2 separate regions of the Homo sapiens genome follow, and region 2 is linked to region 1. Evidence: chromatin loops called from intact Hi-C (ENCODE). Cell type or tissue: HepG2. All regions are shown on one strand. Each heading gives the region's core, and the rest is flanking DNA. Links, peaks and the distances in the headings are about the cores only. Region 1 overlaps GARS1-DT (GARS1 divergent transcript). Region 2 overlaps LOC124901607 (a long non-coding RNA gene).

The links. Hi-C counts contacts between places; a loop is a spot of excess contacts. Peaks named below come from ENCODE experiments on the same cell type or tissue, not always from the same donor. Only the 100,000 strongest peaks of a DNase experiment are listed, where the experiment ranks them.
Region 2: it touches region 1 in a loop (18-fold over the local background); 2 of 110 quality-filtered maps call a loop at or near these places.

The regions. Positions count from the first base shown.
Region 1 is chr7:30,559,385-30,567,717 of GRCh38, forward strand. GARS1-DT (GARS1 divergent transcript) reads right to left here. Exons shown (of 7, transcript NR_038889.1): 4 at 4,347-4,614; 5 at 2,082-2,744. Among named protein-coding and RNA genes, the nearest start is that of GARS1-DT, 14 kb to the right of the region's middle. RefSeq lists an enhancer at 5,195-5,244. In HepG2, for the core only: a CTCF peak has its summit at 5,083 (motif pointing left); a DNase peak (open chromatin) is centred at 5,067.
Region 2 is chr7:30,223,854-30,232,186 of GRCh38, forward strand. It overlaps LOC124901607 (a long non-coding RNA gene), which reads left to right. Exons shown (of 3, transcript XR_007060274.1): 2 at 3,797-3,892. Among named protein-coding and RNA genes, the nearest start is that of ZNRF2, 57 kb to the right of the region's middle. In HepG2, for the core only: a CTCF peak has its summit at 3,166 (motif pointing right); DNase peaks (open chromatin) are centred at 3,158 and 7,608.

The sequences.
Region 1 (8,333 bases), core at 224-8,223:
TTGATCACTCTCTAATCTGCCCCACCAAGATCTCTGAGGGCCGAGCCACCCTCCTGTCTGGTCTGGGCTACTCCTGTAGCCTCCTAACTGGCTGCCCCTCACCTCTACTTCTGCCCCCTGCTTTTTTCCTCCACACTTCAGCCAACGGGATGATTCTAAAATGCGGGTCAGATCACACCACCCCTCCTCAAAACCCTCCAACTGCTTCCCATCCACACTTACAGGAAAATCTAAAGAACTCAATGTGACTTACACAGCCCTGTATGTTCTGGCCCCTGCCTCTCTCTCCAGCCTCATTTACTACTTTTCCCTCTCCTTCACCACATTCCAGAGGCCCTGGCTTCTTTCCTGTTTCCAGGACACGCCAAACACAGTCCTGCCTCAGGGCAGTTTGCTGTCTGGAAGAGCCTTGCCCAGGCCTCAGTAAGGTTCTATGCTCACTGCATTCAGCTCTCTGCTCTTCTGAGGGGTCCTCATGACAATCACAAACAAAACAGCACCGCTTCACTCGCTGCACTCAAACATTGCTTCACGTTTCCATAGTGCTCATCACCGCTTGCCAGTACATTGTATTAAATAGTTCTGAGTTTTTTTTTTTTTTTTCTTTTGAGATGGAGTCTCACTCTGTTGCCCAGGCTGGAGTGCAGCGGTGCAATCTCGGCTCACTGCTACTTCTGCCTCCCGGGTTCAAGCAATTCTCCAGCCTCAGCCTCCCGAGTAGTTGGGACTATAGGCAACCGCCACCATGCCCAGCTAATTTTTTGTATTTTTAGTAGAGACGGGGTTTCACCATGTTAGCCAGGATGGTCTCAATCTCCTGACCTCAAGATCTTCCTGCCTCGGCCTCCCAAAGTGCTGGGATTACAGGTGTGAGCCACCACACCCGGCCCAGGGTTGTTTTTGAGATGGGATCTGTCACTCAGGTTGAAGTCCAGTGTCACAACCTCAGCTCACTGCAACCTCTGCCTCCCAGGCTCAAGAGATCCTTCCACCTCAGCCTCCCAAGTTGCTGAGACCACAGGCATGTGCTACCACACCTGGTTAATTTTTTATGTTTTTGTTAGAGATGGGATTGTTGCCCAGGCTGGTCTTGAACTCCTGAGCTCAGGTGATCCACCTGCCTTGACCTCCCAAAGTGCTGGGATTACAGGTGTGAGCCACCATGCCCAGCCTAAACACTTTCATTTGTCTTTCTCTCCTCTAAAATATAAACTCCCTAAAGTGATGACTTTGTCTTACTCACTACTCTATTCTCAATATGTGGCACAGTGCCTGAAAAATAGCATGCGCTCAATAAATAATTGTTGAATGAATGAATGAATGGAGACATGGTCCTATTTTGGCCTGTGATTCAATGTTTCCAAATTCCTGACAGATTTTAATCTTTGGGAATTAGGAATGAGAAACCAAAATGTATAGGCAGTCCAGGGAATTTCTGAACTCCTAAGTTAGGTACAGGTTGCCTCATATATGTTCATTTCTTTAAAAAATGAAACTATTTTGTCTGCTTTACAAAGAACTGTAGGCAGCCAGGAATCGTGGCTCACACCTGTAACCCCAGCACTGTGTGTGGGAGGCCGAGACAGGCTGATCACCTGAGGTCAGGAGTTCAAGACCAGCCTGGCCAATATGATGAAACCACGTCTCTACCAAAAATACAAAAATTAGCTGGGCGTGGTAGCACGTGCCTGTAATCCCAGCTTCTAGGGAGGCCGAGGCAGGAGAACTGCTTGAACCTGGGAGGGGGAGGTTGCAGTGAGCCAAGATCACGCCACTGCACTCTAGCCTAGGCAACAGAGCAAGACTCCATCTCAAATAAACAAACAAACAACTGTAGGCTATAGTAAAGATGCCAACAGTGGAAAATGCCAGTGAACATTATCAGATTGTATTAGAATAACAACATTGGGATCTTCTAGCAAGATTAACTACTACATGGAATTATGTGTCAAAGTTGCCAATTTAAGGACTTATTTTGCCTTCAAAACTTGTTATTTCTGGAACATCACTCATAGGATTTGTATAAAGTATAATGTGCATACAGACTTATTAGTATTTATTTGATTTGCCAGAAAACTCACTGTTAGAAGCAGTCATGCCAGGAACACACTCATAACGTGCAGCAGCTACAGGCCAGGCTGGCTGATGAGAGGCTGAAAGCGTCTCCTCTGTGCCCTTCCGGGAGTGGTTCCCAGAAATGTCGGTCTTAGCCTCTGACCCAGTGTCAGCGTGCTGTTCTCTTGCTCCTCCCCGATGTCAGTGGATTCATTTTTATCAAAAATGTCTTGATGTTTATTGTTAAGCTTGAATTCCCACACAATTTTAGCACTTCCCCCATTTTCTTGGTGTCTCAAGTGATTTTTCTTGGGACTCAGAGTTCAGAGAAACATGCATTTCCAGAAAAAAGCTGGGAAGGGACTCTTGCATGGGAACACTGTCTAAAAGCACTTTCACCTTGGTTTCTGGAAACAGGCACATTGCAAGCTACAGTTTAGGACCTGATGCCACTTTGAAGGTGTGTCAGCTGGACACAGAAAACGAGGTTACGGAAACAATGGTCCCAGCACAGCTCACTCTCCACCACGCTGCGCTCTCTCTCCTTAGTCTTGTGGGGCTGGAGGCACAGTGGCTTAGAAGTGGGGTGACCTGGTTGTGATCAAAAGGCTCCTCCCTCTGTTCACCATCCATGGAAAATGTGCCTCATCTTGCACCACACACCAGTGGAAAAGGGAATTTTAGGAAAACTAGGACAAACAAAAGTTGAATAGTTAGAGCAGAGCCTCTAGTATGGGAAGAACAGTGCTTAAAAATTACAGAAATTGCAAAGTATAAAATAAATAGAACACACTATATGAAATGTAAAACTCTCATGCATCGTTTTCTAAAGAACAGTATCAAAAAGCAAACAATATGACTTCCTTGTTAGAAAACAATTTGGAAAAATGGGTCTTTTTTGCATTTTTGATACAATTTGCTTCAGTAATGCCACTGATCGCAATTTATTCTAAGGACGTGATTCTAAATGCACAAAAGGAGATTTATACATATGGATGTTGATTCAACTCTTCCCTCTCTCCACCCAGAGCAACCAGGCATGAGCTCATCCTCAAAGCTGGGCACACGGGGCCACTGTCCCAGGATGCTGGGTGCTTGGCCCTGTAAAGGATGAGGAAAGGAACAGCTTTTCATTGCAGACAGTGGGGTCCGATAAGGCTGTTCTGGCCACTAGATGGTGGTTGTGTTTATCGAAGACTACTGGATGCCTGCCAAATATCTGTGTTAGTCCATTTTCACACTGCTATAAAGAAATACCCAAGACTGGGTCACTTATAAAAGAAAGAGGTTTCATTGACTCACAGTTCCGCATGGCTGGGGAGGCCTCCGGAAACTTACAATTATAAGGTCATGCTTTGGCAGGAGAAAGAGAAGCAAGTACCTTCTTCACAAGGAAGCAGGAAAGAGAGAGGGTGCACAAAGGGGAAAGAGCCCCTTATAAAACCATCAGATCTCGTGAGAAACCCCTCACTATTATGAGAACAGCATGGGGCAAACCACCCCCATGATCCAATCACCTCCCACCAAGCCCCTCCCTTGACATGTGGGGATTACAATTGAGATATTGAGCTTGGAACGCAGGAGGCGATGCTTCTGCCCTCTTGACTCTGGTTAGAATGTGCATCAGGTGAATCCTGTTTAGTCCTGGTTGCTGAACCACAGAGGGAGTTGAACATACTGGAGCTTATCCAGGCAATATGACCGTCAGGAAACTGCATCACTGAGGAAGTTCTGAGGGAGTTGGAACTAGACAGTTTAAAGCGACGGCCGGACAAGCTAGTGTCTCCTAGGAGCCAATGGCTAAGGGCAGAGGGAGCAGAGGGGTTCTGTATGGCCCTGGAGTGCAGAGCAAGTATCGGTGAACCGAAGTTACAGGGAGGCAGATGTTTGTCTAAGACAAAGAATCTTCTCGGGGTCAGAGCTGTCCGTGTGGACCGGAAGCCTGGGGAGGGAGTGAACAGCACAACCTGAGAGAAGTTTGAGAGGAGGCTGAGGAGTTCCTCTGCTCCCCCAGGAAGTGTGGAGCAGAAACCACATCTCAGATGCCCGCAGGAGCCAGGTGAGTCATCAGGAGGAGTGGTACAGCTACAGGCACACACATTAGAAATTAAAACCAACAGCAGCATCAATAAATACTGTGCAGTCCAAGCAAAACCTGCTGTGGAGGTGGGATTCAGTGACGCCCAAACTCTGCCGTGGAAAGTGGACGGGGGAGTGTATTGGTTTCTTGGGGCTGCCGTAAGAAACAACCACAACTGGGGGGCCTAAACCACAGAAACTCACCGACTCACCGTTCTGGAGGCTGGAAGACCAAGATCAAAGTGTTGGCCGAGCCATGCTCCTGCTGAAGCCGCTGGGGGAGGCTCCGTGTAGTTTCTGGGAGCCCCAGGCATTTGTGGCGTGTGGCAGCATCTCTCCGATCTCTGCCTCCATCTTCACACGGCGGTCTCTGCTCTGTGTGTGTCCAGATTTCCCTCTTCTTAATAAGGACGCTTGTCCCACTGGGTTCAGAGTCCACCCTACTCCAGCATGAGCTCATCTTCATTTAATTAAATGCATCTGCAATGACCTTTCCTGAATTAGGTCATACCCTGGGGTGACTTTCTCTTTTTGGGGGACACAATTCAGTTCCTAACAGGGAGTCTGAAGTCCACCCTGCTGGACACTTGTCAGCCTGGAACAACACCTCGCTTTGGAGGGGCTTTTGGCTTATGCGTGGGTTTTTGCCTGTCTCATATTCCTTGCTTGAGTAAGCTTCCTCCTTCCCACCAAACTGCGAGGTCCCAGCACCATTTAGTGGCTGAACCACCTTCTCTCTGCAGAAGAGGAATAGGGCATCTGGGATGCCGTAAGTAAGAGCTGAGAGGGGCTTGGAGGACCTCTCTGAGGTCCCTCTCCGGGGGCGGGACCTCTTCTGCTTGGAACCCTCTGGCTCAGAGGCAGGCACTGAAGGCTTCTGGAGGCAGAACCTGTGCATAGCTCCCACACAGCCCTGGCCTTGCTCAGCTGTTGATTTGTGGGTAGCTGCTGCCCTCTGCTGGACAGAGTGAAACGTGCTCTCCTTCCATTTCCTAGGACTCTTGTCTCCCTATCACAAGTTCCATTTCCTTCCTAGGACTCTTGTCTCCCTATCACCAGTTCCATTTCCTTCCTAGGACTCCTGTCTCCCTATCACAAGTTCACAAACTCACAGAGCAGAAAAGGGCCAGAAGGTCGGCAGGCCCAGCCCCATTATTCAGAGGCGGATACTGAGGCCAGAGAGGGGAAAGGCCTTGTTTAAGGTCACACAGATAGTTAGAGTAGGAGCTGGGACTAGAAATGGGTGGCCCTCCCTCAGCAGGGTCTGGAGGTGTGGGGTCCTGGAGGAGAAAGAGAAGGCACCTTACTCCTAGTAGAGACACCAGAAGGCTGGTGGGCAGTGTAACCAGGACCACCAGGTCAGCCCACCCACGTAGGAAAATCCCCTATCAGGCTGTGTGAGTGATCCCAGCTTTGCCTAACTCCACAATCCTAAAAAGTCACCTATAAACAGAATCTTTGTCAGTCAGATTATTTTCCCCTCTACCACCTTCTGTGTCCCAGATGCAGTTTTTGTGGCTGTTACCAATTTCATCATACAAGGCCCAGGGAGAGTATAGTAGGGCAAGCGCATTGCTCTAACAAATAGACCCCAAATGTATAATAACTCAAAGAAAAGGGAAGTTTACTTTTTGCTCGTTAATAGTTCAGTGAGCCTAGCAGAAAAGGGAGGGGAATGGCCGGGCGCCGTAGCTAAAGCCTGTAATCCCAGCACTTTGGGAGGCCGAGGCAGGTGGATCATGAAGTCAGGAAATCGAGACCATCCTGGCTAACACGGTGAAACCTCGTCTCTACTAAAAATACAAAAAATTAGCTGGACATGGTGGCAGGCCCCTATAGTCCGGGCTACTCGGGAGGCTGAGGCAGGAGAATGGCGTGAACCCGGGAGGCGGGGCTTGCAGTGAGCCGAGATCGCGCCACTGCACTCCAGCCCCGGTGAAAAAAACAAGATTGTCTCCAGTGGCCCTTCCTCACTTGGGTACCACTGAGTCTCTGATAAATGACTTAGTTATCAGATTTGGTTTCTAAATTTGGTGGATGTGGAGACAGAGCTGTGATCATCTTTGGTGCCCTATTAATTCCAGACTCTTTAAGTAGATAGCATATGAGAGCAGAGTTCACCTTTTCCACCCAAAGAATGTTACACCTCTCCAGGATGGTGCCGCAGGAACCTCCACTCTGTCTAAATACTGAGACATCCTCTGGCTGAGCCTGATCAGAATATGAAATTGAGGCAGGAAAAAAGTTTGGACCTGAAATTTTCTTTTTATCTTGAAATGGCAAGTGAATTTAGTCTTTGAGCTTTCATTTCCTACTGGGAATTTCATAATGGTACATTGTTTCTATTACACTGTAGGGCATCTTATTGTTGGCATTTTATTATTGGGGTATCTTAATTTGTCATTTAATCTCCCTTTGGAACATGGGATGAGCTCTCTCAGACCATGTTGTTCCTGGTCCAAGCCGAGGGTCAGGCTGCTGATTCTCGCGGCCCAATAACAAGATGCAGTTGAACTGGGAAGGAAGGAAGTTTATTTTTGTAACCGGGTACAGGGAGAAGGCCTGGAATATATCACCAGACTAACTCAAAATTACAAAGCTTTCCAGGGTTTATATACCTTCTAAGCCATATGTCTACATGTAAGTGTGCATTCATCTAAAGACGTAAGTGATTAACTTCTTCTAATCCATAACTAAGGTGTGAAGACCTTCTTCTGGAGCCTCAGTAAATGTATTGAATCTAGATGGGTCCAAGTGCTGGGGTGATTACCCTTATCACATCTCCTGCTAAATCACGGAGGTTTGAGGAGTTCATTTAGACCTCCAATAAAACTTGTGTCTTCAGACCCCCAGTAAAAACTTTTCTTTTCTTTTTTTTTTTTTTTGAGATGGAGTCTCACTCTGTTGCCCAGGCTGAAGTGCAGTGGTGTGATCCCAGGTCACTGCAACCTCCGCTTTCTGGGTTCAAGCGATTCTCCTGCCCCAGCCTCCTGAGTAGTTGGGACTACAGGCTCCCGCCACCATGCTTGGCTCATTTTGGTACTTTTAGTAGAGACAGAGTTTCACCATGTTGGCCAGGAGGCTGGTCTCAAACTCCTGACCTCAGGTGATCTGCCTGCCTCAGCCTCCCAAAGTGCTGAGATTATAGGTGTGAGCCACCGTACCCAGCCAATAAAAACTTACTTAATCCTAAATGGGTCTGGTTAAGAATTCCTTCCTCCTCTTGTCATGGTTCAAGGCACAGGAAAGACTTAGGCAAAAACTTGTGGTGGGCTTTTGTTCTATTCCAGCCTTTGTATAAGGTTACTGGCTCTTTCAACTTTTAATATTTAACTTAACCACTCAGTCAGCGCTGAAACAGTTGTTACAGAGGCCTGCCTGTTCAGCTGCTAGAGAGACCTAGGATGCCACAGTGTGGATGGGTAGAATTTGGGATGGGAAGTAGACTAAGGAGGGAATTTTCAGCCAAGGGTACAGTGTCCTTGGAGAGAATTTGATGTATACATTTTAACTGTTCCAGCCTCAACTGATGCTTGGTTCATCTCCCAGGACTCTGCTTTCCCCACAGTCCTCTCCAATGGGTGATCCTTCATCCCTGGGCTGCTCTAGACCACAACCTCTGTGTCTTGGGTAAAACCTTGCTCCACTGAAGTTCTTGGCACTTCCAGTCTAGTCAGTGCCCACCATCTGCCAACCTCCTACTGTCTGCCTTCATCAGTGAAGACCGTAATCATAGGCTCTCAGCTTCCTTCCCACTCAGAAGCCTCCCGTGACCCTGGATGACATCAACACATTCCCATGAAGGGCCGTACTAACACCCAAGCCTACCCTATTGCTTCAGTCTCTTGACCTACAATCATCCCCATCTCCACCCACATTAATGACAATTCTCATGGCAAATAATGACAATTTGTCATTATTCAGAAATGTACCGTTTCTGAGATATAGGTTTATTATCCCTAATCTGAAAATCTGAAATTTGAAATGCTCTAAAATCCAAAACCTTTTGAGCACCATTGTGATGCTCAAAGGAAACAATCATTGGAGAATTTTGGATTTCACGTTTTCAGATTAGGGGTGCTGAACCTGTATAATGCAAATATTCCAAAATCTGAAAACATCTGAAATCTGAAACACTTCTGGTCCCAAGCATTTTGGATAAGAAATATGCAACCAGTATTACCTTCAACATCCCACTC
Region 2 (8,333 bases), core at 86-8,085, 340 kb before region 1:
TGTGTAGAATGAGAAAGGCAGGGAGGTGGGTTAAGGCCTATGGAATATCAGCATTTCAAGATTGGGTAGAAAAAGAGAAGCTTACAAAGGAGAATGAGAAGGAGTCACAAAGGTGAGTATGACAGAGACTGCCAGTTGCCCCAACATCCATCCTCCCTTTCTTCCACAGTGATAGAATTGTTGGCTGCGTGCATGTTCACTTAGCTAAAGACTGCATTTACCAACCTCTGTTGCAGCTAGATGTGACCATGTGACTGTTCCGGCTACAGGATCTGAACACAACATGTGCAACTACAGATTATTCTCTTAAAGGGAAAGGATATGCTCTCTCCTATATATTTTCCCTTTTTCAGTGGTGGATTGTGGCTGTGGGAAGAACCATCCTGAACCACACAGACAGGTGGGATACCTAAGGATGTTAGAGCAACAAGATAGAAAGAACCTGGGCTTGGGACAATGTTGCAGAGCAGATCCAACACACCAATTTCAATGTTTGCATGATAGTGCAATAAAATCCTGTGCTTTTAAGTCACTATTTCTTTAGGTCTCCGAGATGTGGATGGACCAATATCTATCTTACTCAGTGAATGTAGGAAGAAGATGATTTAAAGAAGGAAGAGAAATGTGGCTGATATGTCAGATAAGATGAGGACTGAAGCTTCCTCTTGGTTGAGCAATAAAAAATTCACTGGTGACTCCAGGAAGAGCATTTTTAAAGGTGATAGGACCATTGGAAGGCCAATTTTAAGAGTGGGCTCAAGGCAAGGAAGGATGGACAGCAAGGATCAGCACTTTGTTAAGAAATTTAGCGGTAAAGGAGGCAAGAGCTGGAGAGTGACATGGGGTTGAAAAAAATCCTGCTTCACTTCTCTGTTTCTGTTTCATGGGACTCTCCAAGAATGGGTCTCTCCATCCTAACAAAAATCGCTTGTGTTCTCAGCCTATTTTGCTTACTCATAATTGTGTAACAAACCACTTCAAGAAACTTAGTGGCTTAGACTATGATGATTTATAATTTCTCAGGACTCTGTGGGTTGACTGGGCAGTTCTCTTCATGTGGTGTGGGCTGGAGCACTAGTATGCTTGAAATGTCCAAATGGCTGGCTGTGGCTGCTGGCTGCTGCCTGGGAGCTCAGCTAGGGCTCTCAGCCAGGGGTCTTGGTTTTCTTCCAGGGGTCCTTTCTATGTCGTTGCTTGAGCTTCCTCCCAGCATGACAGCTAAATTCCAAGATGAAACATTTCAAGAGTGCAAACACATAAACTGCTAGTCTTTTCTAAGGCTTAAGCCTGAAACTAGCATAGCATCACTTTCACCACATTCCATTATTTAAAATAGATCACAAGGCAGCCCAGATTCAAGGGAGAGGAGACTACACAAGTGTATGAATACAAGGAGGCATGGAAGACCACCAAAATAAAAACCTAACAAGTAGAAATGACCCAGAGAAGAGAGAGAGGTTGCAAAGGGGTTGCAGGAAATTTGGTGGAGGGGTGAGGGATATGTTTTTATTTTAATTGTAGTGATGGTTTTACAGGCTGACTCATGTCAAGCTTATCAAATTATACACTTTAAATTTGTACAGTTTGTTGTATATCAATTATACCTCAAATACGTCTTTTTTTTAAAAGTGCAATCTACTTACAGAGTAAATATTTCAGTAAATTGTGGTATATCCATTAGGTAAAATATTTTATAGCAATTACCAGTGATAAGAACAGTGTGAAATAGCAGGAGAAATGTTTCTGATGTAAAGACAAATGAAAAAAGCAAGTATGAAATTCTGGGTACACTGAAAATTTTGTAAAAATGTGTATATGTGGGCAAGGCTAGGAAAGCATTCACAGAATGAAAATACCATCATTAGGCAGGTGGAATAGCATGGATTTTCCCCTTCAATTGTCCGCATTTTCTGCTCTGTTGCTATATTTGCTTTATAATTAATCTCTTGATCCTTCTATTTTTGCACTCATTCTCTTATCTGCAGGCCTTCCACATGGGTCAGGCCTCTTCAGCTGAGGCTCTGGCAGTGTAAATCCTGCGTCTGTCTAAAGCACTTTGTTTCTGTGTGGTTCACTCCTGATACAGGGCCACTTGTGCGAGAGTTGAGAGGGAGACAGGCAGGGCTCTTGGGGAGTGATACAGCACTTATGTGTTCGTCAATTCTAATAACAGGCTTGCTCCTTCTCCCACCTGGGGCTGTCACTCTGGCTTCCAAATCCAGACAGGTTTCTGTTTCAAAATTACTTCCTTATTAGTCATTCCCTTTCCACTTCCCTTTTCTGCCACCTTCTTATAAAACACACTGGTTCAGCAAGCTCTGTGTGTCTGAATCACTGCCAGGCCTCAGCTCCCTCCCTGGCTGCCCCAGCTGCTCCCCCACCATTTAGCAGAACCATGCAGGCATCCAGAAATGGGGAAACAGCTACAGCTGGTGTCAGCTGCAAAGTTTCTCTCCTGCCCCTCCATCTCTCCCCCTCTTTCCTGACATGTTATATTTTCACAAGAAGGGACTTGGAGAAACGTGCTATTATTCTTTTCTGGGTGACACACAATCACAAAGGCAATCTTCCTGGGAGATGGGCTTAGCAGGGCCAATGCCAGCAATAGGGAGAGAAGGGAGTTAGGCCTTTTAATCACACTCCTTTGGCTCGGTGTATCCATTTTGCCTCCCACGATGGTGCTTGCTGTCTGCTTCGGGTCAGCTCTGCCCCTCAGGGTGATGAGCAAGGAAAGACAGGTGATGGCAGGTTGACATTTACGATCTCACGAGCCAAACTGCTGCCTGCATGCCCAGAAGGATGTGAGGGTACCATGATGGAGGATTGCAAGTGAGAGCCAGAGAGGCACCTGCCAAGCCCCGTCACCTGGCTGCACACACGGTGAGGGAGGGACGAGGTGGAGAGGAATTGTGTGAAGGGAGCAGGGGCCAGCTCTGAGCCATATGTTCTGTTGGGGAGGCTTTTCAGCTATGAGCAGGCAGCCTGATACCTGTTAAATGGCTCCTCAAAGTGGCTACACTAAGACTCAACCCGGTAAGACAGAATGGCAATGTGTTGTCAACTTGATTTGTTCTTAAAATGGGACTTTTTTTTCCTTTGGGCAGAAGGCCTGTCAATTTCCAGCAGGGGCAGCGCAGTCCGCTTCCAGGGAAAACTTAGGTCCTTGCCAGCAGGTGGGGCAGGTGGCCTCCAACCGTGGTTTTTCTCCTCTCACCAGTCCTGTGTTCTCCCTCAAGGTAGCCTTTCAAAGCCATGTTTTCTCCTTCTTCTCTGCTTACACCTCCCGCTGCCTCGCTCACTGTTTTTTTTTGTTTGTTTGTTTTGAGACAGGGTCACTGTCTTTTTAACTGTCCCTTCTCTTTCCTCTTCTGCCTTTTCGTGTTCCTTTTCAGGCAAGAAAAAATGCAAACACGTGCCCATGTGCACACCCACCCAACCCACACACAAGAATTCTGGAAAGAAATAGAGTACCAAAATGTCTTCCTTTCCAGCATTTGTGATTTGCATAATTTAAAACTGCATGTCCCTAACCATTTCATTATTATATTAAATATATAGTATTTCAAAACAGTGGGGGAAAATGATCAAGTTGGACCCACAATGACTTAAAGTTATATTTATGCCTTATCCAGAAAGCTTTCTTTTCAAGAAGAAAATGAGTGACTTTAGAAAATGTATACATTGAGATTACTTTTTAAGGTTAAAAAATGCCAACAATAATGTTAAAAAGTGATGATGCTTGAAATCCTTTAGATGCTCTAAGTACTGGTAATAAACATGTTCTATTTTATTTGAGTTTTTACAGATTGAGAAACTGAAGGACAGATAAGACTCGACTCTCCTGAATCCCAGGCCCTTGCTGGGTCCCCACAAGGTGGTGAGGTCCTTGAAGGTAGGATCTGTTTTATTGAAACATCTTTGCAGCCCCTTTAGGTCTGGAACACAGTAGGGACTCAATAAATGTCTGTGGAATTTAACTATTTCCTGGAAATGACCAACAATATTAATATGTTGAACATGAGGACTTTTAGTAGGATAATTAATAATTTAATAAATATATACATTCTATATTTTCCTTATATCTTGGTAACCAAAAGGGAATTACTTGAGCTAGCAAACTGCAGCCAGTAATGGACAGCAGCAGCCACATTAAGAATGTCTTATTTTCCCAAAGGGATACGATTTTCACATATGGCATTAATTTCTGGGAGTTTGTGAGACAACTGGGACCATTTGAACAATTTTACAGAGATTTAGCTGCTTATACTGAGCTGTGTTGCTCAACCTGACTTACTCCAAAGCCTGAAAGGATGTAGTTCAGGTGTGTTTGGCAGCTGAATGAGGCCACAGTGTTTAGTGTTGGGTTAGCCCGTGATTCTCCACCAGGCTACGTGTCAGAATCACCTGTGGAACGTCTTAATCGATTCCTATTTCCAAGGTCCCTCGTTAAACCAGTTAAATCAGAATCTCAGGAGTAGGGTCTAGGCATTACATTTTTGAAGCTCTCTGGAGGGGTCTCAAAAGAGGCACAAAGAATGAGTGGTGAGAGGGGAGAGCTCCTTCTTGCTTTCTACAAGCTCCAAGTTTGCTTTTAGCCGATAGTGTTAGCCCAGTGTTGTTCAAACCTTAATGTGTACACGTATCGCCTGGGGATCTTGCTGAAATGCAGCTTCTGACTTGGTAGATCTGGCCTGCCGGTGCAGATGCAACTGGTTAGCAGGCCACCATAGGCAGCAAGGATCCAGAGCTGCACAGGCCAATATGGTGGCCACAGGACATGTGTGGCTATTGAGTGTGTGAAACATGGCTAGTCCAAGTTGCAATGTGCTGTAAGCATAAAATAAACACCAGATTTGGAAGCTTTTGTACCAAAACATAGATATATCCATAATAATTTTTATCTTGGTTACATGTCAAAATGATAATATCTTAGACATACTGAGTTAAATAAAATACACTATGAAATTAATCTCGCCTGTTCCTTCTTTTCTTGTTTTAGCGTAACTACTAGAAAATTTGACGTTATCCTAAGCAAATTAATGCAGGAACAGAAAAGCAAATACCACATGTTCTCACTTGTAAGTGGGAGCTACACATTAGCTACTTATGGATATAAAGATGGCAACAATAGACAATAGAGACTACTAGAGGTAGGAGGAAGGAAGTGGGGCAAGGGTTGAAAAACTAACTATTGGGTACTATGCTCACTATTTGGGTGATGGCATCCATTGTACCCCAAACCTCAGCATCATACAATATACCCATGTAACAAACCTGCATATGTAACCCTGGATCTAGGATAAAAGTTGAAATTATTTTTAAAAAGAAAATTAAAAATTACTTATTGACTTGCATTGACTTTCTATTGGGCAGCGCTGGTCTAGGAAACTGTTCAATGCTTGGTGGCAACTGCATAGTGGCAAGGGTGTTTAAATGGGATGAATGCAGTGGCTGGGGAAGTGGTTACCTGCCTAGAATTCAGACTCTACAGGTATAAATTAAGAACAATCATGGCTATCATTTATGAGTGCTTCTACGACCTATCACTGTTCTAAACACTTTACATGAATTATCTCATTTAGTGCTCATAGCAGCCCATGAGGTAAGCATCTCTATTATTCCCATTTCACAGATGGGGAATTTAAGGCAGAGGCAGTTTCAGCAACTTGCCTCAGCTAGCAAGTGAAAGGGTTTAGGGTTGAGCTTTAGAAAGCTCCCTCTCCCTCTGCCCTCTGTTTTAGTCCATTTGTGCTGCTATAACAAAATACCACAGACTAGGTAATTTATAAACTATAGACATTTATTTCTCATGGTTCTGAAAGCTGGAAGTCCCAGGTCAAGGTGCCAGCAGGATTGGTGTCTGGTGGGGGCTGCTCTCTGCTTCCAAAATGGTCCCTTGTTGCTGCATCCTCTGGAGGGGAGGGATGTTGTGTCTTCACATGGCAGAAGGGATGTTGTGTCTTCACATGGCAGAAGGGATGTTGTGTCTTCACATGGCAGAAGGGATGGAGGGGCTGGAGACACTCCCTTCAACCTCAAGCCCTTTTATAAGGACACTAATCCCATTCATGAGGGCAGAGCCCTTATGACTTACTTCTCAAAGGCCATAAGTTTTAATAATGTTACATTGGGGATTACGTTTCAACATGAATTTTTCAGAGGACACCATCCATTCAAACCATTCCACCTACCTCCATGGAGGAAAGAGACCAGGCACCAAGAGGATGTGACTACCTGGAGGCCATGCCCCATTTCTATTCTAGAACATGCTACTTGATTGGTCTGAGTGGTGGCTGAAGGCAGATGTTTTGGGGAGTACAGCAGATGGAGCTTGGGTCCCCAAATCCTTTTCAGTACAAGATGGAGCTAGGGATGGGAAGAGAGGTGGGGCAGGTGGAGTGCAGGGGGCTTCCAGCTGTACTGTTGCCCTGGCCACCACTAATGTTAGAGGCAGGCCTAGTGCCAGGATTCGATGCCAATGCCCACATACCGAAGGACTGACAGAGCTGAAGGTGGACTGTGTTCTGAGACTCTGCAGGTCACTCTGGGCTCGGAGACTACCCATTGCATACAAGAGGAGAAGCATTGCTACTTCAGTGACAAAGGCCAATGGGATTCTGATCTGCAGAAGGCCCTTCTCTGCCTTAGGTGTAAGTCAATGTAAGGGTGGAGCTTTCCCATCCCTGCCTCCTGATTGACCGCGTTACACTCAAACTCAAAATGATCTCCCTTATGGAAAGTGATTCCTTCGCAGTAGGATGCAAAAAAAATGAAAGCCTCTCTGTAGAAATAAATCACAGTGCTGGAACTTATTTCAATACTTTAGCATCCCTGAAAAATACCCTAGCTTTGATAAAGAGTCCACTATGTAGTGCAGAAAGTTGCAAAAAAGGATGAACAATATATCTGAATTTCTCTTTCTGTAAAATACAGGTGGTGGTAACATATGCCCCTGACTCTTGTTTGTTGAAGACATTCAGAGCTAATGTGGTTTGGATCTGTGTCCCCGTCCAAACCTCATGTCAAATTGTAATCCCTAATGTTGGAGGTGGGACCTGGTGGGAAGTGACTGGATCATGGAGGCAGTTTCTCATGAATGGTTTAGTACCATCCCTTTGGTGCTGTTCTCGTAATAGTGAGTTCTTGTGAGACCTGGTTGTTTAAAAGATTGTAGCACCTCCTCGCTCTCTCTTCCTCCTGCTCTGGACATGTGAAGTGTGTGCTCTTCCTTTTCCTTCCACCCTGATTGGAAGCTTCCTGAGGCTTCCCAGAAGCAGAAGCTTCTATGCTTCCTGTACAACCTGCAGAACTGTGACCCAATTAAACTTCTTTTCTTTATAAATTACCCAGTTCAGGTATTTCTTTATATCAGCCCAAGAATGGACTAATACAAGAGCATTCTGAAGTTTTACAAAGGAAGCTTCTGGAAAACAGAACATTGCCAGACCCTTCCACTGGCTGGACCACTGAAGAACAGAACTTTGACAGCTGCAGCCCTAGGGTGCTCTAACTATCACCATAAAACATTGGTTTTCTTTGATCTGCCCTGCCTGGTCATTGTCTCTTGGGCAACAGATGGGAACGCTTTGATCAACTTCAGGAGATGTCTTTGTGGTTGGTGACTTTTCCCTCATCTAAGAGCCTGTCCTCAGCCTGATTCTGAGTCCTGGGTTCTTGCAGCATCAACTTTTCAACTGCATGTAAAATAAATTCTTGACATTCCTCTGAACTGGATGTGAAAATCTTATGTTTCCTCCACTGGAGAGGGGAAGAAGAAAACTTAGCAGCAAAGTCTCAACAGCCTTGAAGGTCACAGTAGGGTGAAAGAGATAATCCTCATCTCCTCTGAAATCAGAATCAGAGGTAATCAGTTACTTGGCAGTACAAGGGGCTATGGATAGACATTGAAAGAACTTCCAGATAATGAGGTTTTTGAACTCCAGAATGAGTTGCCTGGGTGGAACAGAATTTCCTTCCCTGGAGGTCTTTAGAGGCAGGAGCGAGGTCCAGGGAGTATGTAAGTGCAGAATGGCTTGCATGGAGAGGGAAGAATTAGCTTTGTGTCTTGCTTAAGAGAATAATGGGAGTAGCTAGAGTAATAAAATCAGTCTTTCCCCTCCCTTCTATATGGTCTCAAGCAAGTAAAATAAGCCATGGCAGCAGTGATGACTACCTTGCCTTGTATATTTCCAAAATACTTTCCTGTTACTTCAGTTGGTTCTTACCGTGGCAACTCCATGAGTTAGATGGGAAGCACGCACATTATTATCACTGTTGGCAGAGAAGACTAGAGTAAAGGGAACAGTCCACACAGCTGGTTAGCATCACAGCTG